Linked DNA regions of Homo sapiens: region 2 is linked to region 1. The links are chromatin loops, found by intact Hi-C in ENCODE. Cell type or tissue: dorsolateral prefrontal cortex. All regions are shown on one strand. Links, peaks and the distances in the headings refer to the core of each region. The heading gives the core; the rest is flanking DNA.

Evidence for each region. Peaks named below come from ENCODE experiments on the same cell type or tissue, not always from the same donor. Only the 100,000 strongest peaks of a DNase experiment are listed, where the experiment ranks them.
Region 2: a loop joins it to region 1, with 1.9 times the contacts of the local background. A loop is called at or near these places in 2 of 110 quality-filtered maps.

What each region holds. Positions count from the first base shown.
Region 1 is chr11:33,863,824-33,876,437 of GRCh38, reverse strand. LMO2 (LIM domain only 2) reads left to right here. Exons shown (of 6, transcript NM_005574.4): 3 at 6,451-6,728; 4 at 6,852-7,092; 5 at 11,621-11,836. The coding sequence starts at 6,722. Among named protein-coding and RNA genes, the nearest start is that of LMO2, 22 kb to the left of the region's middle. RefSeq lists silencers at 5,816-6,055, 6,486-6,905, 6,926-7,005, 7,196-7,275. In dorsolateral prefrontal cortex, for the core only: no CTCF peak of the experiment used is centred there; a DNase peak (open chromatin) is centred at 5,924; H3K4me3 peaks cover 4,468 bases; H3K27ac peaks cover 6,750 bases.
Region 2 is chr11:34,144,313-34,154,623 of GRCh38, reverse strand. It overlaps NAT10 (N-acetyltransferase 10), which reads right to left. Exons shown (of 29, transcript NM_024662.3): 29 at 7,716-8,540. The coding sequence ends at 8,432. ABTB2 (ankyrin repeat and BTB domain containing 2) reads left to right here. Exons shown (of 17, transcript NM_145804.3): 16 at 246-359; 17 at 2,040-3,637. The coding sequence ends at 2,237. Among named protein-coding and RNA genes, the nearest start is that of NAT10, 44 kb to the right of the region's middle. RefSeq lists enhancers at 251-300, 4,175-4,704, 9,014-9,183, 9,414-9,653. In dorsolateral prefrontal cortex, for the core only: a CTCF peak has its summit at 4,657 (motif pointing left); no DNase peak of the experiment used is centred there; H3K27ac peaks cover 810 bases.

The DNA.
Region 1 (12,614 bases), core at 2,423-10,422:
TTTGTACAGTCATTCTTTTAATGAATATTTATTGAGGGCCAGCCACACGTTAGGCACGTTCTAGGTGCTGAAGACACAACTGGGAACAGGTCAGAAAGAGTTTCCACCCTCACAGAGTTTACATTCTAGCTGGGAGGAAAGGCCAAAACAAAACACACACCAAAACCCTGCACATACATCTGTAGTAAAGAGAAAATAGTGATGATGCTAGGAAGAAAAACAAAGAAGGATAACGGGGATGGAGAGTGAGGAGAAGAAGGATTTTATAAAGCCCTCTGAGGATGAAATATTTGAACAGAGACCTGAATGAAGTACATGGGAGCCATGGGGTGATCCAGGGGGAAAGCATTGCAAGCAGAGAAAAGGGCAAGTGCAAAAGCCTTCCAGTAGGAGTCAGCTTGGTTTGTTTTAAGAACCAGAAAGAAGGCCAGTGTGGTTCAGGCAGACAGAGTGAAGGGGCATGCTGGAGAAAAGGACAGGGGGGCAGCAGAGGCCAGATAATAGGGCCTTCCAGGCCACAGTGAATTTGGATCTCAAATATACTGTGCCGGGGTCCCAGGCACTGTGGTGTGTCACTCAGGTGTGGCACCTCTGCATAGCTACAGAGAGGAGACAGGCTGCCTAAACAAAGAGCACAAAGACAGCTCAGTGAGTCAGCTCACCTGGCTCTGACTCCCACCTTGAACTTGAAGCAGCAAATAAAGCTCAGGGTTTGGTACCCAAAGGAGAAGGTGGGGGAAGGTTTGACAATGGCCTGAGGTGGAAGAAGGAGCTGTTGACCCTGTATGTCTCATTTGCTTTGTCCATCAAAGGGTCTGAATTATCAATGGGTGCTCAAACTTTTTTTTTTTTTTTTTTTGAGAAGGAGTTTTGCTCTTATCGCCCAGGCTTGAGTGCAACGGCACGGTCTCAGTTCACTGCAACCTCTGCCTCCCAGGTTCAAGCAATTCTCCTGCCTCAGCCTCCCGGGTAGCTGGGATTACAGGCGTCAGCCACCTCGCTTGGCTAGTTTTTGTATTTTTAGTAGAGATAGGGTTTCATCACGTTGGCCAGGCTGGTCTCGAACTCCTGACATCAGGTGATCCACCCACCTCAGCCTCCGAAAGTGTCAGGATTATAGGCGTGAGCCACCTCGCCCGGCCGCCCAAACATTTTAAAGTTAGAATCTCTTTTTATAAGCAAAATTTTCCATAGAAGGTGACTATGTGCCACTTTCCTCTCCAAGCACCTGATCTGCTTCATTTCACAGAATCCTTAGAACAGCTCCACGAGTAGGTACTCTGAATACTCCCGCTTTACAGATGTGGAAGCTCAAATGCAGAGAGGTTGGGCAACATGCCCAAGGTCAATGAATGCAGAACTGCTGCAGTGGGAGCAGGGGTGGGTGACACCCACTAGGGAGGTGCTTTCAAACTCCTACTGCTCCAAGGAGCAAGCTAGAAAATCCCACTTCTCAGGCCCCTTCCACTAGGACACACTATGAGCTTAACACTGCTAAGAACTCACTGAGGAATGGTGACATTTGGGGGCGGCTCCTTCAGTGCTTTGTTTGGCTTCTTTTTTAAATTATAAATGGTGGTTTGAAAGTTGTTGGAGGGGAAAATCAGATGAAATCAGGGATGTGGCTGAAGCAGTCAGTGTAGCAGTGTAGCAGAGAAGCAGAGAAGCTGTCAGCAGCCTACCCAGGCCCCGAAATGGGCACAGCCCTGCATTTCTGGCCTGAGGCTTGCCGAGGTCTTAGGTGAACTTCAGCTCTTTCTACAGCACCCCAGTCTCAGCACTCTTTGGTGGATGTCCTGATTGGCTGGGAGATTGTTGCTTCCTGATACAGTGGTGATTACTTCTGAAAGATGGGGTAATACCAACAGCTATCGTTTCTGACCATTTACTGTGCAGCATCACTGTGCAAAGTATTTTTATACATATCCTATTGACTCCTCTCAAAACTCCTGTGAGGCAAGCAGGCACCCCAGTGGCCTCATCCTAGTTCTGGCCCTGGTGACATTATGATTGCCTCCATCCTCCATTTGATAGGTACAGAAACTGAGGTTCAGAGAAGTGAAGTAAATTCCCCCAGATCACGCAGCTAGCAAACAGCTGAGCTTCTATGCTCATCCTAAGGCTCGGTTGAAATGGATTTTTTAAAAGATGTATTTTGGGCTCTTTACTATATAGAAAACCGAATCTGTTTATCACTAAGGTTACTAATAGGCCTTACATCTGTGAAAACTTATCTGTCAGCTGGCCCTGAAATGTTCTGAAATGAGTCTGAGCACAGGATGCCTGTGACAACCGAATAGTTTAAAAAAATTCTCCATGGGAGCCGAAACCCTATTAAGACAGGTCTTTATTTTTGTTCCTGAATGCCACATTTAGAAACAAAATGTCATATTTTTGTATATGAATGTCACAAGTGACAAAGCATATGTTGCAACTTGGCTTCTAATGGTTGAAAAAAAAAGAGAGGTAAATTATCATAATGTTGGGATCTTCTCAATTATATTTGCATTTTCATTTCTATCAGAAGTCCATTTTAGCAAAGGAATGTAACCTTAGTCACTTGAAACTGCTGTTCCCTTAGAAAACAATTGTAAATGTAATAAGCAAAAAGGATAGAAAATGCCCACAGGGGAAAAAAATGATCCATCTGGGGTCAGAGCCATCGTGTAGATTGATTCATTCTTCTTCTAGCATTCTTATTCAGGAAGGAAAACTTGAACATTTTCTAGATTTTAGGATATTTAAGATTTGCAAGGAATTGGGGGAAAGGGAAAAGGAATGAAATTTCAGTCCCACTGGCAGGGATCAAATAGAGATTTTCTCAACTTTTAAAAGAACCGTTTTACATGTCCCAATCACCTCATAGTTCCTGAGTCTCTCTTCTGCATAAGGCATGTACTAGTTGTTAAGGGAGGATACAATAAGGTCATGATTGCTTTAAAATTATTCATAATAAAAACACATTTTGAGACTTGATTCTAAATGTTAAACTTAAATTTGAGCAATTTAATTGCCCGTTGAATAGGAATGAAATCCCACCGGTAGGCAGTTATTTCTTACAACCACTGTGTGTGAAATTGAAATCTTAAGATACCATTTCAAATATTCACCTTCTCTAAGGAAGTTCTCCCCAAAGAGTTGTGAAAGATAAGAAACTGACCCAAAGTCATATGCAGTAATCTCTTTTTCTTTACACACTCAGGTCAAAGTAGAAGCATATTATTAAAAAGAAACGTTATGCCCTGAATTTGGCTGTTCTGAGGTTACCTCTTGGAACCCAAGGATATATTTAATTTAAAAACTGACTTGAGCCCCATGCAAAACTGTGACAAGGAAAGTAATAATTTATCAGATTAAATAAAAACAAGCAGATGTGGCCAGGCGCGGTGGCTCATGCCTGCAATCCCAGCACTGTGGGAGGCTGAGGCAGATGGACCGCCTGAGGTCAGGAGTTTCAGACCAGCCTGGCCAACATGGTGAAACCCCGTCTCTACTAAAAATACAAAAAATTAGCTAGGCGTGGTGGCGAGCGCCTGTAATCCCAGCTACTCGGGAGGCTGAGGCAGGGAAAATCGCTTGAACCCAGGAGGCAGAGGTTGCAGTGAGCTGAGATCGCACCATTGCACTCCAGCCTGGGTATCAGAGCGAGACTCCATCTCAAAAAACAAACAAACAAACAAATAACACCCAAGCAGATGCAAACAGGTCATTTAGTCACCACGATAATGAACGTTAAAATGGAAAACACTTACATGTTTTATTTAGGAGAAGAAGGGGGTGAGGTGAAGGAATCCTGTTTCCTGCTTTTAAAAAACAGGAAATAGTTTCCAAATTTGGGTGGGCAATTCTTATTTTAAACCCCCATTTCACCTTTAAATTTAATTTCAAGCTCTTTTAAAATTATCTTAATGATGCCCTTTACTATAACATAGCAGCTGCCATTTATGAGTGCTTACTATATACCAGTTGCTTTTCATGCAAGCAACTTCATATCTGTTATTACCCCCATGCCATTACAAATCTATGTGCCACCCTTTTGTGCACTAACTCATATAATCCCCACAATAACTTAGGCAATAGGTTCTGTCGTCTCCATTTTACAGATGAGGATACTGGGAGTTTATTTGTTTGTTTGTTTATTTATTTTGAGACGGAGTCTCACTCTGTCACCCAGGCTGGAGTGCAATGGCGCGATCTCTGCTCACTGCAACCTCTGCCTCCTGGGTTCAAGTGATTCTCCTGCCTCAGCCTCCCGAGTAGCTGGGGTTACAGGCATGTGCCACCACACCTGGCTAATTTTTGTATTTTTAGTAGAGATGGGGTTTCACCATGTTGGGCAGGCTGGTCATGAACTCCTGACCTCAAGTGATCCACCCGCCTCGGCCTCTCAAAGTGCTGGGATCGCCTCGGCCTCTCAAAGTGCTGGGATTACAGGTGTGGGCCACCGAGCCCGGCCAGGATACTGGGAGTTTAAATTCCTGCTGTGAGCCCAGGTTGACACAGCTGGTCAAGGATGGGTTAGAATCCAGGTAGTCTGACTCCAGAGCTACTACCGCATACTGCCTCCTCAGATTAAATAATTTTCCTAGGACATGCTAACTGATAAGTAAGAGTCTAAATCAAACCCAGGCAGTTGGGTTCCAAAATTCCAGCGTTTAACCACCACATTGACTGGTTATAAGTAGGTAAACTGTTCATCACAACCTATATATTTATTTTCATTTCTGTTAGAAATGAAAGTAGTGTGGTAGGTTACATATTTATCACATAGTTTAGGCTTGCCTAAATTCTAAGTATTTTCTTTTTTAAATTAAAAACAAGGGTCTATCGGAAAAAAAAAAACCCAACTTTTTTTTTTTTTTTTTTTTTTGAGACAGGGTCTCACTCTGTTCCCCAGACTGGGGGGCAATGGTGCGATCATGGCTCACTGCAGCCTCAACCTCCTGGGCTCAAGCAATCCTCCCACCTCCGCCTCCCGAGTAGCTAGGATTTCAGGCAAGCACCACCACGCCCAGCTAATTATTTTTATTTTTTATTTTTTGTAGAAACGGGGTCTCACTGTGTTGCTCAGGCTAGCCTGGGTCTCCCAAAGTGCTGGGATCACAAGCATGAGCCACCGAGCACAGCCGAAAAAGTCTTTTTGTATACTGAAGTCTCCACTAGGACAAAAATTTGCTCTTAAGGCTTCCTTTGGGACACACACACACACACACACACACACACACACACACACACAGCTTTTGATTATACCCATTAGGGACCCAAGCCTTGGGACACAGGGACCAGAAAATGACAAGAGCATGCAGGCAGTAGTAAACTCTGGTTATCCTTAAAATGGGAACAGAAATGTATGCCTATGATCCAGACTGATCATATAAAACCATGGATCCTGAAAGTACGTTCCCTCTTTACAAGCCTTAATGACTGGCATCACGCACAAATAGGCCTTTCAGCTTCTGAACGCAGATATTTTCAAGGAACTCTGAGGCCCAGGAGAGCCTAAGTTTTTCTCCACGGAAGGGCAAACTACTAGCCTCCCCCGCTTCCCCTCTGCGTTCCTGCCTCTTTCTAGAAGGAGGCTGAGAGGGGGAAGCCTGAACCCCCAAATCAAGTCCGCCTTCTTTCTCTGTGCCTGACCCAGGGCAAAATAATCTCTCTGATCCTGTTCTTGACCATTGAAAAAGCACTTTCTCTGGTCGGGATACTACTGGCACTTTACATGGGGGGCAGTTTAACCGCAGGAGTCCGCTTTCTGAAAGGTGCAGAGGGAGGGGATTCCGCCACCAGCCGACTGAGAGGAGCCCCGGCCCCGCGTGGTCCCTCCCAGCCACCCTCCCTCTGGGATTAGCTGCCCTGGCTCTGCTCTAGGCGTCCCCAGCCCGTGCAGTCCCGGCTGGCGCACCACCATCGCCTCTGCAGAGCGCGGCCGCAGCCCGGAGCCCGCAGCCCGGAGCCCGCAGCCTGGGGCCCGCAGCCCGTAGCCCGCAGCCCGCAGAGCCGCGCTGTCCGGGGCATCCCAGTGCACGGCGTCCGTGGACCTGGGACCTCGAACCTGGGACGGGCGGAAAATCCACTGGGAACACTTGCATTTCTGTAGGTGCTTATTTCACATTCTTGTCTTTTCTTGCTTGCTCGAGCTGTTCGTGGGTTACTTTCTGCCTTAGTTAAACCAAAAGGGAAAGGCGGAAGAGGGGAAGCCCTGAAGAATGATTTAGTGGTTGCCCAGCCTCCTTTCCAAGGAGAGGTGTTCGCTGAGCGGCTCTCCCCGTCCCCGACACTGGCCCCTTTAAGAAGCCAAGTCAGTCCTGATGCTGCTGTTTGTATTGCTAATCCCCAGGAGCCCCGTTTAAAAAAAAAAAAAAAAAAAGGAAGAAAAAAGGGGAGGTGGGGGGACCGGGCAGCTGTCTCTTTAAATGTGATTTCCTTCTATTGTATTTGAATCGTGATCAGGAAAAAGGAAATGAAACCAGAGACAGAGGGAAGCTGAGCGAAAATAGACCTTCCCGAGAGAGGAGGAAGCCCGGAGAGAGACGCACGGTCCCCTCCCCGCCCCTAGGCCGCCGCCCCCTCTCTGCCCTCGGCGGCGAGCAGCGCGCCGCGACCCGGGCCGAAGGTGCGAGGGGCTCCGGGCGGCCGGGCGGGCGCACACCATCCCCGCGGGCGGCGCGGAGCCGGCGACAGCGCGCGAGAGGGACCGGGCGGTGGCGGCGGCGGGACCGGGATGGAAGGTTAAGTCCTGAGCAGCAGCAGCAGCTGCAGCCGCCTGGAGCCAGGCTGCGCGCCCCGGCCCCCGCCTCGGCCGCGGCGCGCCCGCAGCCCGGTGATTCGCTCTCTCTCTTTGGCGTTTGAAGGGAGCGCGGTGACTGTCCTTGAGCGCGGAGGGGCGAGCTCGCCGGCGGAGCGCCGGAGCAAGCGGAGGCGCAGGAGCGGCGGCGACGGCGGCGGCGGCGGCGGCGCCCGAGCACCCGAGGGGGTCCGAGCCCCGGCAGCCGGCCAGCCCCGCGCCACAAAGGGAGCGCCCCCGCCGCCCGGCACCCCGCCTCCCTCCCCAATGTCCTCGGCCATCGAAAGGAAGAGCCTGGACCCTTCAGAGTAAGTGCGGCCCCCCTGCCCCTGCCACCCCCGGTGTCCACGGCCTCGCGTCCCGGAGCGTCGGGGGGACCCGGGCGGCCCGCGAGGGGGCTCCAGGTGCGCGCTCGCGGCGTGCCCTTGGCCCCCTGTGCCGAGCGCTGGGCTCCTCCTTCCTCCCGGGTGATTCCGGGGGCTCTGGGAGAGGGACTGGGCGGCGGGCGGCAGGGACAGGGGTCGGCCCGGCGCCTCTGCGGGCCACTCCAGGCTACTGGGACGCTCCCCAAAGCCACCACGGGCCAGAAAGTTTGCACGGGAGCAGGCACGAGGAGAGCCTGGAGGCGCGCAGGTGCAGTCCGGAGAGCGTTCTGGGCTTGACTCTGCTCCCTTCTTCCCTCTCCTTCTCGGTCCTTTCTCTTTGTCCATTTGGTCTTGGAAAGGGGAACATTCCAAGTGGCGGCCTCCGGGGTCCCCAACGGCCGCCTTCCCGGTCCGCAGGTGGAGCCGCTGCCAGCCTTGCGGATAACGGGCGGGTGAGGGGTCCGACCGTCCACCTCGGAGCTGGCTCTGGGCCTCCAGGGATTTCTAGAGCAGCGAAATCCGGAGTAAATCTGAGTAGGTGTACCCCTCCTCGGGGTCCACCGATGGGGACATGTGAACCTCGAAAGTTAATGCACCATTTTGTGTATAGGTGAATTATTCTGGGGAGTAGAGTCTCGTAGTTTTTAGCAGAGTCTTAAAAGGGTTTGGGGTCAGGGAACCAGAGCTCTAATGAGCATTGGCCGCATCTGTTTTCTGAGCCGCGTACTGGTTTGGAATGTTTTTCTATCCCTCACCCATTCTTCAGCGTTAACATGGGGAGTAAGGGGTGTTTAAGATATCATTTTCCTGTCAACGCAAATGCCCTTTTAAGAGTCATTAGCTGTCTGGTTTTGAGAATTTTTATTCCTTTGAAGTCCCCCTCTAATCCTTTGAAGGGATTTGTTACACAAGACCAAAGGAGCTGGTTAATGACTTGTCCATTTGTGCTTTTAAGAGACATTTGTTTTGTTTTTTCTTTTCCTGCTTTAAAAGAATTGTGCTTTCCTGCTTGAAATACCGCACACACACACATACACCCTTCAATTTCGGCTTTCTATGGTGTTTATTTACCTGGGTTTTACCCTCAGTTACCAGCATAAAAGCTCAACATATTCTCATAAAACACAGGAAGTACCACCATCCAATGAGAATATAAACATCACTATTCAGTCTTGAAGGTTAAGACACCAGTTCTGTAATGAGCTAGGTTTGTTATAACAAAAACCCCCACTTCCTTCAACAAATTCTCAGGAGAAAAATAACATTCCTTTTTAAAAGTATGTTTATGCAAACAATGGGTTTAAAGGGTGGTTTGATCACTTTTTTAAAATAAACTTAAAACTGAGCTCTGAGTTTCAGAGACTGGGCAAGATCATAGTAACACAATAAGGGAGTGAATTGGATGAATTGGTGCCTCATGCCTTTTTGATCAGCAGAATTTAGTCACTAATCCTTTCAATAGAAGATTAATCTGAAGGTTTCATTTCCCTGAAGGAAGTTTGCTTCTTTCAAAGTTTGTGCTTTTTCACTGAGGTTAGAAACTGAAACATCCTAACTTCCTAATACAACAGATATCTACTGCTGGAGGCTCACCAGCTCCTTCCTTCACTTCACTATTTGCCCAACGAAGACAGATTCTGATCAAAGAGGGACAAGCCAGTTGAGAAATTGCTGCAGCACATTCTCCCCATGCCCTTAGAAATTGTTATGATTGTCCCAGAAATCCAGGCTTAAATGATACTCAGGTGTAATATTCAAGATAAGGGTCTGGGAGAATATAAAATATTAATTTGAGGGTGAATCAATCTAATTCAGTCATTGTCTTGGATTGTCCACTAAGTATAATGTGATATTATCATTAATTAAGTATAGAAAGACAGAGCCAATATCTTATACTTTACTTCTCCATCTCATCTCAGGCCATCACCGTAACTCTTTTACTTTACATTCCTCCTGTTGTCCAGTATCCTACTAGATGCTTCATTGTGTACTTCCTCAAATCCAGCTTGGGTCATTACAATCAGCATCTCCAAATTACAGATGGAGACTTGCCTAGCTATATGCAAATGAAACATTTGGACAGAAAGCCAGCCAGAATTCATGAACACAGATTCCCTTGCTGTGCTACTGGTGGCCCCCACTGCCTCCCCTGTGAGTAACAAGAGCAGTTCATTTGAATTCCAGGCAGTTTTGCACCAGCTAAGGGCAAATTCTCTTCTTTCACAGTCCTTTGGCAGCATCAACATCGGGACATCCAATGTGCGTCCAGGTTCCATGAGTGGTTTTGAAAGCCCAGAGTAAGACCATGGGCTGTGGAAAGAGAAGAGATGCAACTCTGAGTTGATACACATGAAAAAGCTAGGGTATTAGTTATTAGAAGGGGAAATGGCAGTCCTTATATACAATCTGTAGAAACAAAGGAAAGAAAGCAAGGCTTCAGTGAATGAAACCTCGTCTCTACTTAAAATAAAAAAAATTAGCTGGGCCTGGTGGTGGACACCTGTAATCCCAGCTATTCGGGAGGCTGAAGCGGGAGAATCACTTGAACCCAGGAGGTGGAGGTTGCAGTGAGCCGAGATTGTGCCATTGCACTCCAGCCTGGGCAATAAGAGTGAAACTGTGTCTCAAAACAAACAAACAAAAAACTATAGTTTTGAATTTTTTTGAGCTAGGGTCTCACTGTGTTGTCTAGTCTAGAGTGCAGTGCTCACTGCAGCCTCAACTTCCTGGGCTCAGATGATCCTCCCACCTCAGCCTCCTGGGTAGCTGGGACTACTGGCTCATGCCACCAAGCCTGGGCAATTTTTTATATGTTTTGTAGAAACAGGATTTTGCCACGTTGCCCAGGCTGGCCTCAAACTCCTGGGCTCAAGTGATCCTCCTGCCTTGGCCTCCCAAAGTGCTGGGATTACAAGCGTGAGCCACTGTACCTGGCCATTTTTTTTCCCCAGATAAACTAACTTGAGCTTCCCATTTTCTTGTTCCAAAGATGATAGTCTCATGAAGTGCTGTTACACTGTGTCTAGAAAGTGTGGGCATGGCTTTAGCACTCCTAAATATTCATAAGGAACACTTCATACTTCACATGACGGGATCACCTGAAGTTGTCAGAGTGTTATAGACATTGAGCCACCTAGCCTCCTGTCCCCAAGTATAATGGCTGCTGGGCTTTATGGGCACAGACCAATTAGGACACAAGGTCGCCTGGTAAGTTAGTACCAGTTAGAAATAGGAGACATGGATTTATACCTGCAGGGTACCCAGGAGGAAACTCCCTTTGGGAATTTTACAGATGGAAGAAGGTCTGTTTTTTGAAACATAATAGATTTTTAAGAAATAGATTTGTGTTTAAGTAAGGTTCCAGAGAACACTTGCTAATTATTATAAATCAACACGTATTAAGTGTTTGCTGTGTCCCATGTGGGGGACACTAGAATAATTCCTTCCACTCCTTTATTTTCTTTTAGCAAAGTTATTTATTTTTAAATGTAAAAATGTATTCAGATTCCAGTGAAGCAAAGTGAACAGGAGATGCTATGCATGGCGTATTAACGAAAGAACACGTGTCACAGCCTATTAACAATTGCTGGATTGAGATGTCAGTGTCTGTTTAATTGCCTTCCACTCTCTTTGAAATAATCATTGCCCCCACTTCATTTTCTTCCTCAAATCAACTTTATCCAAATCAATTTTACTCTTATAAAAATGTTCAGGTAAGGAAAGAAAGGCCTATTTGATGTCCTTCGTGTAACAATGGCCTTACGATATGGGATTTTCCTCCAAGTATTCCTTCAGTAGGAAGAATGGAAAATGGAATTTCTGTAAAAAAGTAAAATTAGGAGAATTCCTATTATGTCCTGATGGAATTTTGATTTTGGAAAGAGAAAGCAACCTAAAATAATTTTTGGTCTCATTCTTCTTTCTTCCTCACCTCTGCTTTTGTGCAGTTGGTTAGGGCTGGAGGGAGGATGGCACTGGGGATTTGCAGATTCTTAGCACTCTGGGTCATCTGCTGCCCTGGCAGTGAGCGACTCTTTTAGTCCAGAGTGCGTCCTTTGAGGTTAGGCAGTGCCCTTGGGTGTCCAGGTTATGGGAGGAGGAAAATGAGGGAGATCTGTGAAGATAGAGTCAGCGGGGAGAGTGGGAAAAAGCAGAAGGAGACCAGAGGTGCCCAGGTAGTGCTGGGCATGGGCAGGGGCACAGTGCCACCTGCAATTGCCTTTGATGCCTCTTGGTGCCCTGTGTTTACTTCTTAGACATCTAGGGAGTAAGGTCTGGCTCTTTCCCGTCTTAACCCAAGGTTGGTTGGGACTCTGCAGTCTGGCCAAGGGATGTGTTGTCCTGTCCCTTCTCCCTTAGGTCACTGAAAGGCAGTCAGGTGAGATGCCCTGTCTGGCCCAAAACGATCTCGGACCCTCGGTGCTGGTCTCACTCTGGTGAGGCTGTCCCTGATGCTTGGCCTTCTCTCCAGGGAACCAGTGGATGAGGTGCTGCAGATCCCCCCATCCCTGCTGACATGCGGCGGCTGCCAGCAGAACATTGGGGACCGCTACTTCCTGAAGGCCATCGACCAGTACTGGCACGAGGACTGCCTGAGCTGCGACCTCTGTGGCTGCCGGCTGGGTGAGGTGGGGCGGCGCCTCTACTACAAACTGGGCCGGAAGCTCTGCCGGAGAGACTATCTCAGGTACCCTCCCCGGCACTCCACTGGGCCCTCGGAAGGGAGGCTGGGTGGTCCATGGACATCTGCAGTCGGTGTGTGTTGCCCCTTACCCTGCTCCAGGCTCGGACACCACCTATAGAAAGAGGTCAGACTGCAGAGGCTGAGTCTCAGCTCCTGTGCTGAGAAGCAGAGGGCATTTCTTCCTGTTTGAGAAGCATGTTCTCAGGGTTACGTTCCTATGTGGTAAAATACTAATATCTTTAAAGGCAAGAGAATTGTATACCCAAAATTCAGAAAAGTGCTTCCCTTGGGGAGCGGGAGAAGCTAGGGGATGGGATTGAGGAGGAGTACACACGGAGGATCAGAGGGACTGGGAGTGTTTCTAAGTTTGGAGGTGGGCTCTGAGGACCTCATTTGAATGCTTCAGAACATATATGTATGTTATAAATTTTTTTTGTATGACTCCAGTATTATATGATGAGAAATTTAAAAATAGAAAGCATATGGAGCTCCAAGCATTGACTCATAGCAGGAAGGCAGTCTTCGAAGAGCAGAAAGGCAAAGGCCCTGTAGGCAGTTGGAGGTTTGAGTCCCAATACCATTGCTTCCCAGCTTGGTGGCCTTGGGCAAGTTATTTAACCTTCCTAAGCCTCGATTTCCTTATCTGTAAAATGGGGATGATAATAGCACCTACCTCTAAGGATGTGGGGAGGATTTGATGGAATAATGCAGATAAACTACTTGGCTTGGTATGGATCAAATAGATGTTAGCTGCTCTTACATAATCATTATTTTCCAATCT
Region 2 (10,311 bases), core at 1-8,000, 280 kb before region 1:
GAAGGTGGCTCTTCCTCTCCATCTGACAGGAAGAGCAGTTCCCAGAAAGAGGAACTGTGCACACCACTGAGCCCAGCCTCAGTGCGTGTCCCAGCGGGGATGGTTAGGCCCAGGAGTATCAGAAGGTAGTGGGGCCTGAGGGTGGAGGCAGCAGGGCACACGGCACTCGGGAGCTTTCTGTTCGGTGCTGTCTGGGCCACTGGTCTGGCCATGGGTCCCCAAGACCTGCTCTGCCTCCCTACCAGCTGCTGTCAGCTGCCAGCCTGTTCCAGCTGGATGCCCTGCAGAGGCACTGCGAGATCCTGTGCTCCCAGACCCTCAGCATGGAGAGTGCCGTGAACACCTACAAATATGCCAAGGTGAGGGCCAAGGATGCCTGCTGGCCACCTCCCACCACATGCTCTGCTCCACGGGGGCCTCGGCCGTGTGGCTGCACTGGGGATGAGCTAGGAGATGCAGGTGACCAGGCTGCTTCTGAGGGCAGTGTAGAGGCTGAGGGAGGGTTAGCAACTCCCTGTGTTGCCTGGGGTCACTGCTGCCCACTGGCCATGTGGTAGCTTGGGAGGTGAGCTTTTGAGCCAGCTGCACCCTAGTTCACATTCCAGCTCTGCCACCTGGGCTGTGGTAGCTGGACAAGTTGCTGAGCCTCTGAGTCAAATCAAAGCCATAGGTATTTACTTTTCTCCCCTACCTGTCTGTGCCTCCCTAGCTGTCCCATCTCAACAATCAACATGGTCACTGCTCAGTTGCTCAGACTCAAAACTCAGGAATCATATTTGATTTGCAAAAACCCTCCCATATGCAAGCCACCCACCTCTGAAACACACCAGCGGTTTCTCCACTTCCCTTCATCTCCACTGCCCTCGCCTTGCCCTAAGCCACCACCATCACTCTCTTGGACAATGGCATCAGCCCAGCCTCCCTACTTCCTGGCTTTAGCCCTGCAATCCACAAGCTTCTTTCAAAAGTTCAAAAACCATGGCCAGGCACAGTGGCTCACACCTGTAATCCCAGTACTTTGGGAGGATGAGGCAGGACCAGGAGTTTAGACCAGCCTGTGAAACATGGCAAGAACCTGCCTCTACAAACTAGCTGAGTGTGGTGGCGTGCATCTGTGGTCCCAGTTGCTCAGGAGGCTGAGGCAGGAAGATCAGTTGAGCCCGGGAGGTTGAGACTGTAGTGAGCTGTGATCATGCGCACTCCAGCTTGGGCAAGAGCAAGACTTTGTCTCAACACAACCCCCGCCCCCCAAAAAAGTACAAAGACTGTGTTACTCCCATACTTAATCCCACCAAAGGTTTTCCACCTACTGCAGGCTAAATAATAGCCAGCCCTTATCATGCCTTCCAAGGCCCCCAAGGTCCTGCCCACATCTCCCCTCACTCTGCCATGCTTCCTTCTCAGCGTGCCCAGACCCCAGGACTTTTGTGACACTTCCCTTTTCCTGTAAAGCTCTTTCCCGCCCTTCATCTTCACAACTGGTGTCCCCAGGCCTCCCCTGGCCTCTCACAAGCCATCCTGTCACGTTGGCTTTACCTCCTTCACAGTCTTCTGCAGTTACCTTGTCTTTGGTTCCTCAGATTCTGTCTGTCTCTCCCAAACTAGGACATCAGCAGCACTGCAGAGATCTTGACCTCAGAACTGAAAACCCAGAGCGGCCCCTTGATATGTGTTGAGTGAACATCTTTATCCAGCATTTACCATGTGCACAGTCACATGCCAGGCCTGGTGCTGAGCCCTGGACACCCAGTGGTGGACAGTCCCCGTTCCCACCCTTAGGAAGGGAACTTCCAACCCAACAGGGATGACTGCCACTTAACAGGGCAGCATGACAGTATGACACAGGCAGGAAAATGACGGGGGCTGAACAGTTCAGATATAGCAGAGGTGGCCTCAGGATGCAGGGACAGGGAACGCCTACCCTGGCCAGAGTGGGGCTTAATCAGGGCTGTGGCCATGGGTAGGTAGTATTTGGGGGTGAGGGTGAGTGGGGCTGTACTAAGGCGATGGGCTTCACCCCTCCTCTCTCTGCCCTACAGATCCACAATGCCCCAGAACTGGCCCTGTTCTGTGAGGGCTTCTTCCTCAAGCACATGAAGGCCCTACTGGAGCAGGATGCCTTCCGGCAGCTCATCTACGGCCGCAGCAGCAAAGTGCAGGGCCTGGATCCACTGCAGGACCTGCAGAACACCCTGGCAGAGCGCGTGCACTCTGTCTACATCACCTCCCGGGTGTGAGGCAGGGGGCGGAGGCTGCCGAGGCCAGGGCCTGTGGAGGTGCCAGGGCCCACCATGTCGGGGTATGGTTGTAGGCCCTCTTGGAGCCAGGTTCACGGGGCTGTTTCCTCCTCCTCCCCCAGATGTCCCCCCTGTCACCGGGCAGCTCACCCTCATCTCCTCTGCCCTAGAGCTGTTTGTTCAATCACTGATGGGCAAAGGGGAGATGTAGCTAACTGGTGGCCCTCCTCCCCATCTCAGTTTGCAACTCAAGGGCAGCCATGCACTCCCCCGGGGTGTCGCTCTCCCCTCCTGCAGGTCAGCAGCTGATCCTGATCCACCTCCGCCCAGGCCCTCCAAGCTCTACTCACCCCTAGGGCCTCAGTAAACTCAGACCATCCCAACTGGGGCTCCTGGGGGTACAGGAATCCTTATGAATGTATAGAATGCATACTGCCTAGGCCCCCAGTCGTCTGCAGTAATTCAAAAGCTGGTATTTTTCTTCCTAAATGTCACATAGCAAAGGCTGCCCAAATCCCCAAACTTGTTCTTCAAAGGTTTGACAGGCTTAATGTGGGCATCCAGTGGCCTGTGGACCCCCCCCTGCCACCACGACTGCTGCCACCCGGAGTTCCCCCATTGTCTTTGGTGCCTGGGCTTCCAGAGTCCCTCCCATCAGGACTACCAGCTTGCTCAGTTAGCAGCAGAGGGCAGTTCCCCAGCTTGATGGTTTCTGAGCTAAGTCTGGCATGGAGGGGCAAGGGGTAGGGGATGGGGTGCTGTGTAGGAATGGCCTCAGCTCTTGTTTTGCTGCTGGTTTTAGGGGCCAAAGTAAATGGGTGGATTCTGGAACCTCAGGCCTAGACTAGGTTGCCTTTGTGGGGGCGATGAAGCAGAGTCCCCTGGTCAAGTCTCTCGGCTCCTTTAATGTAGGATTGAGAGCTGGGCAAACAGGTCCCACTGGGGACTGTGACTCTTGGAGATTAAAGGACAGGGCATTGATGGAAGGTAAGGGCCAGGAGAAGAGGCCTTTCTGCTGTGTCCCCTCACGGCCTTGCCCTCGAATTCTGCAGGCCCTGGGCTCCCCTGACACCTGTCATATTTATGGACCAGACACTGGGGCAGCATCAGGCACAGTCTGTCTGGGTGCAACTTCTTCAGCTGTCTGGCCGCACCTTAAAAACTATTTATTCACCAAAAGCCCCAGGCATTTCAGAAGGTGGCACTCAGGTCACCCTGAAAAGCCCCCAGGGGCTTGCAATTCTGGAAAATATTTTGACTAGCTGCTTGGCTGGATGTACAAAGAAATAGGCATTATTTTATTGCTGTAATATTGTATGATACTTTAACTGTACAATAATGTTGTCACTTACTGTAAATGTACTATGGTTTTATTAACAATAAACACTCATTAACAATGACCTTGGCCTCACTGCTCCTGGTAGAGGGTTACTCAGAGTTCAGAACTGGGGAGGAGCCCCTTAGGACCAGGAAGAGATCCCAGAGCTAACGCTGTTACTCAGGTCTCCCCCCTCTCAGAGCCAAGACCCTACCAAAGCCATTGCTGTGGCCACCCAGCACTCGCCTCTCTCCAGAAACGAAGCCTGGATCCATTCCTCACCCGCCCACGCTCACATTTAATTAAGCACATGTGTGCCACTGAGCTGGACAGACACCAAATGACTGAGGAATATGACACTATCAGGCTTTCCTGATCTCCACTCCCATCCCCTCCACGGCCCTTTATGTGGGAGCTATTTTGGGGGTTGTCTTCAGAGGCACATCCCCAAATGGCACAGCCCACCAAAGTGGCAGCAGGGCCTCCTTCACCCAGGCCTGACCTGGCCTGATTGATTTGAGGGACCTATCCCTGGGTGACTGCTGCCCCCAGGCCCAGCTAAGCTAAGCTGGCTGTACCACCACAAGGCCACTAGCAGAGGTAATGGAGGGAGATGGTGAGGCGCCGACTCAGGTCCAAGAGTGTACTGGAGTTATGGCTGTAGTTTTAGGTGCAAAGTTCAGGCACAAATATAAGTTTTTAAAACATTCCCTGCCAGTTAGCTGGGCATAGTGGTGCACATCTGTATTCCCAGCTGCTCAGGAGGCTGAGGTGGGAGGATCACAGAGCCCAGGGGTTCGAGGCTGCAGTGAGCTATGATCACCCCTGCACCTCAGCCTGGACAACAAAGCAAGACTCTCTCTCAAAAAAAAAGTCGCCTGCCTGCCTGCCTGAAACAGGTATAGAAATTCCTAAGGTCACTGAGAACCTGAACCAAAGTGGCTGTGGGTCAGTGACCGGCCGTGACTCAGGCGTTAGGGGAACGACATAAAGATCCCAGTCCCTGGCAAAGCCCAATTCCAGCAGGAGCTGCGCAGGGCAGCTCGAGGCCCAGCCTGGGGACCTGTGGCCGCACAGACCCATGGTGCCCTCTGGGGGCCACTAGGAGGGGGCGCACTCCCCCACACCATCTTCCTGTGCAGTGGCCCAAGACGGTGGTGGAGCGGGCTGTCCGTCCCCAGCACTTGCCATTCAAAGTGGCTGCCCTTCATGGGTCTGTGTCCAGCGTCCCCACAAGTTCCCCCATCCCTGCAGGACATGCCTTGGTCCGTACCCAGCCTAGAAAGCAAGATCTAGTTGCATTCTGGCTCCAGATGAGGGATCCACCATTTCCTCTCTTGAGAGGGTGAGTGGGGGGTTGAGAGAAAGTGGAGGTAGGAAGGAGGGAGCGGGCCCCTTGGAGCCTGTGGGTAGCAGGAATACATTTTTGAATAAACATTTAAAATTAAAATAATTACCAAAAAAAAGCAGACATGCTTCCAAGGGGCTAGGACTCAAACAGAAATGATCACTTACCCAGGCAGCTGGACCTCCTAATTCCGGGCCACTGCTCACGGCCTGCCCTGCTCCGCCTGCTATGAGCAGCCACAGGCAGGCTTGGGGGAGTTACCCTCTTACTGGAGCCCTTGAGGACCCAGGTGCTGTGAGCATGGGTTGCATCTACAGGGATTTCACTCGGCTCCAGTGGGTCCACAGGCAAGCATAAGCTGGCGCCTTAGCCGTCTCCAAAGAAAACACCTCTCCAGAGGTGGCAGGTACCAGTCTGCTCCTGCACCGACAGGGCTAACACTGAGATTGTCCTTTTTGAGGCTGTCTGGTTTCTTTCCTGCATTCAAATCTTCTCCTGAAGCTTTCCTTTAGGCTCTCGGCCTGGAAGGCCAGTTATCCTTTTCCACATTAGTCCCCGTGCCAGATACCAGGTGGCTAGAGCTTTCTCAACGGAACCAGCCCAAGCAGGAAGCCCCGGCCTCTCCCTTTCAGGCTGCCTTTCAAGTCCGCTTTGCAGGATCCAGATGATGTTTAACTGGAACCAATTGTTTGTAGAATCAAGGGCATGCCCCCTCAGGGGCAATCCCCTGAAATTGTCTATTCCAGCCCAAGGGGCTTCCGACCCCACCCCCTCCTCCAGGCCTGCAGAATGGCTGCGGGTGTTGTAACAGGCCTCAGATAATGAGTCTACATTTTTCCAAGGTGACGGTCACTTATTTCTGCCCCTCCCCCACCTCCCAGCCTCAGCGGCCCCCTTTGTGTCCCGTCTCCTGGTCATCCGGAGTCCTCCGGGACTTCCGGGCCAGATGAGCAGTGGAAGCACTGAAGCAGGCCGGCATTAGCCCCGCCTGGCGAGGGGGTATGGGGGGTGACCATTTAGTAACCTTCTTTGTTCAGGCTTCTTCAGGCTCTTCCCCTTCTGGTGACAGCACTCATGGCTGGCCTATCTGAATTCATTTCGCAAGTGACATTTCCTAAGACAGCCAAGCTTTACAGATGTCACTCTGTCTGGGGGCCAGATGGTGAGGTGTGGGGGAGACATGCCTTTTCAGGTTTGAAGGAGAACCCAAGATCATGACCATAAAATGCAAAGACCCAAGCGTGTGTTTAGGAACACACACTTTGCAAATAAAGAGGCCTTGTCCAAGGATACAGAGATATTATACAGAGCCAGACAAGTCTGACTGCAAAATGCATGCTCTTCGCTGGCCAAGGGAGACTCCTTTTCTAGCTTAGGTTGTGGTTTTATAACATGGCCAGTCCTGGCCAAGTGTGGTGGCTCATGCCTCTAATCCCTATACTCTGGGAGGCCCAGGCGGATCACTTGAGGCCAGAGTTCCAGACCAACCTGGGCAACATATTGAGACTCCATCTGTACATAATTTTTAAAATTAGGCAGGTGTGGTGGTGAGCACCTTCCCAGCTGCTTGGAAGGCTGAGGTGGGAGAATGGCTTCAGCCCAAGAGTTCAAAGCTGCAATGAGCTATGATTGAGCCACCGCACTCCAGCTTGGGCAACAGAGCAAGACCCTGTCTGTTTTCAAAAGAACACCACAGCTAGTCCTTATTGAGTATTCTTAGAGCTGGCATGTAACTGAACTTGAGCGGCTCCTCTAGTTAGATCTGATGAGTGCCCAGAACCCAGAGGCACTTGCTATGTGCCAGGCACTGTTCTAAACGTTTCCCATTCTACCCCACCCACTTCTCACCACAGTCCCGTGACGGAGGTGCTATTCCTACCACTCAAATTTTGCAGAAATGGACCTGAAGGGCAGGTAGGATGAAGTAACCTGCCCAAGGCCACGGTGAGCGTCAGGGCAGAGCAGTCTACCTCCAGAGCCCTCACCTTGCACCCCAAAGCAGAGCCAGCCGGGGAGACTTTGAGGGTAGAGACACTAAACAAAAGCTTCCTTACCTGTAGGATGATATGCCTGGACAACTTGCACAGTCCCATCCAGCTCTGACCATTTGAGCATGTGACTCTGCTTCTGGCCACGGTCTAAGAAAACCCTCTTTGAAAGGCAGGTTCAGGCACCCACCTGAGAAAATAAATAAAAATTATTTTCATGCCCCCTCCCTGCCTCCAGCAAAATTTCCTACAGACCTAACAGAGGTCTGTGGCCAGGAAACTTCAGTCCCAAGAAACGAAAGACCCCTAGGCTCATGTCCTGACAGCCTCGGTGACAAGCCTCAGCAGCCCTAGGGTCGCATACAGAACCTGCTCTTCTCCCTGTGGGGACGAGTCCTAGGAGCTGTATATGAAATACCCTTAGGCTGAGAAGTTACCGTTTCCTTCCCTGTCCTTCTCTGAACCTAGACAACATATCGGGGCTGCAGACTCATTAGCCTGGATACCATTAAACAAACATACCAAAGTATGTGTAAAGCCACCAGGTTACCTCTGTTCCCAACAAATGGAAGGGACCAAGTGACCTGGAAGGAGCTGGGAAGGAAATGAGGCAGTTCTAGCTGGCTTCCAGCCACCACACCAAGCCCCTCGAGGTGACCATAGCCACCTGCCACTTCTCCCGCAGACTCCTGGGCTGGGAAGCCCTAGACACACTGCTCACCTTTGACCTTGATACCAACACCTTCCAAATTCCACCAGGCAGCCAAGACCCACCAGAAGAAACGTCCAGGTGCGTGGATTTCAGAACACTCACAGGCAGCTGATCTTTCTAGAATGTTATTTATTAAAAATAGATTCTCTATCCTTCCCCTCACCCCTGCGAGCAAAGTGGCCTTTCCCAACATCTTTTCCCAAATGGATGAAACAGGTCTTGAGGACGCAGATGTGGCATTCTACATAAACTACAGGATCAGGCTTTTCTGGGACAGTGGGTCTGCTGGAGCCAAGAGTGGAACAGCACAAGACAACATCAGCAAACCCTGGCGCACCTAACCGCGGGCTGCCATGGATGCCGGGACGGACTGGAGTTCCTCCTGCTCCAGGTACAAGTCCACAAAGAGAGACCCAGCGGCCCAGCAGCAGCCTCCTGGGCACCACCAGAAAGCGATGTACTTAAGGGCCTCAGGCGGTCGAGAGGCAACGTGGCTTCCACATGTGTGGGAATGAGACTAAAAAGCTGGCTCAAAGCAAAATATGAACTTATAGGAAAGGAGGGCCCTGGACTGGGCAGGAAGAGAGAGACTCGTGGCAATTCTAGAGATGGCAGTGCCCAGCCATCAAGTTCTAAAGAGACCCATTTGGGAGTGACTCTGCCTTTAGCCAGGTTGAGCTCACAGACACACAGGCCCAGAGGCCGAATTCGCGGCCAGCTTCCAGGTGTGCCGGGGCCTCTCGTTGCTTTTAACAGTCCAGCCAGAGAGGGTTCAGTTAGTGAGAGTATCTTCCCATGATCAAACACAGATGCCCGAGTTTCTCTTCACTATTTCTTCCGCTTCAGTTTCATATCTTTTTTGTTCTTTGTCTCTCTGTTCTTCAACTTCTTGCTCTGTTTGGGTTCTTGTTTGGCCTCTAACTTCCTTTTCTTGTCACTAGAGAAAAATCAAAAATAGAAAGAATGAAATATGTACAGATCTGAACATCTGAGACTGCTTTAAGCTTGCTTTGCTTTGTCAAAAAGGGTTTCCACCGTCTGAAACTTGATGTAGGCCACCCAATTGGACATTAATGTTCTCTGCAAACCTATTAGGGGGCAGGCATTGTGCTGGGGCTGGGGACACACCATACAGACCAGCTCCTGCCCTGAGCCAGCTCTTAGTCTGTGGAAGAACAAATCTCGATCTTAACACCTGAAATCCGGGTTCTCCTCAGGGTGCAGTACACTCTGCTCCCCTCTCCCAAGACAGACCTAAGGCACCACAAGGATTCCCCACCACCACTCTCACCACTGCAGTGACTCTGGAAACTAGACATATTCATCCCAATGACCCTGAAGACAGTCCTTAATACAAGGCATGAGACTCCAAGGAAAACCCTGCCATACTTTCTGATGTGCTACTATTATTTTATTTTTCCTATATGAGAAGAAGAAAACCCAAACAACAGTAACTCAGGTGACACCCTGCGACCAGCCCCTGGATTCTTCATTGATATCCTGGCATAGGAATCACTCAGCAAACGGCCACCTGCCATTAAGAAACTTACAGGTTAAATTTTGCTCTGGGAACAAATACTTCCCTATAAGGAGACCGTGAAGAGTTCAGTCCAGAGACCATTAACATCATATGAATGAAGTACCTCTCAAAGGAAGAAAAAGAAAGGCCTCAGAGGACTTAATGATAGCTACCAGTATTTTTAGCTCACAAAGTTCAAGCTTTCACATTTACTCAGAGCCATCAAGCACATGAACAACCACACAACACTGGTTTGTTGGGCTCGAGAGGCTTCTCACTACCAGCAATGGCCAAACAAATGGCAGGAAAGGCCAAGCTCTGCAGAGTGAGGAGCTGAGGCCGTCTCCACAGCAAGCATGCTCCCCGGCCTTTTGTTCCAGTCAAAGCCACCGTGCTCAAGGCCAAAGCCATCATGGGCCCTGTGCTACATTTGCCATACTGTACAAAACAGAGACAGGTCACACTGACAGTGGGCTTCTGTGCTGCACCACAAAGCATCTGGGAAATGAGGCCGGCATCGATGCTGGATCCTTCAAGATGCCACAGTGACTAACGGAGACTCTGGAAGACAGTACCTGATTTCTGGGATCTATAGTTCCTAGAGACACAAGGTTTCCTCTTCCCGAATGTTTCCAAAATATAAGCTTTTAAGGAAACCAATAAATAGGGGATTGCCAAAATCTCACCCTCCCCATCAACCCCCAAATCAGCTGTGAAAGCCTCAATTCCAGTGGCTCTGGGCAGGGGAGGCCTCATTGTACTCCCAGGGAAAACTGATGAAGGTTCCAGCCTAAGTTATTTACAAATGCACCACTCTGCAGATAAGAAGCTTGGAGTGAAGATTTTCAAAGAGTGGTCTAGGGACTGCTGGGGTCCCTAAGACCCTTTCAGGTGTCCACAAGGTCAAAATGTATTTGGATTAGTATGAAAACAGTTATTTGCCTTTTTTCATTTTCATTCTCTCACAAATATTCAGTTTTCCAGAGAGTATAAGATATGACAGCAAAATAGTGTCAGTGAAGACACAGACATTAGTATCCGGCTGCCTTCTGTTAAGCCAGATATTGAAGAGATTTGCAAAAATGTAAATGTAAAACAATGCCACTCTTCTCACCAAAATTTTTATGAAAAAGAGTATTTTTCAAAACGACTGAGTCCGTTATTACTGTGAACAAATGAATTTTTTTTA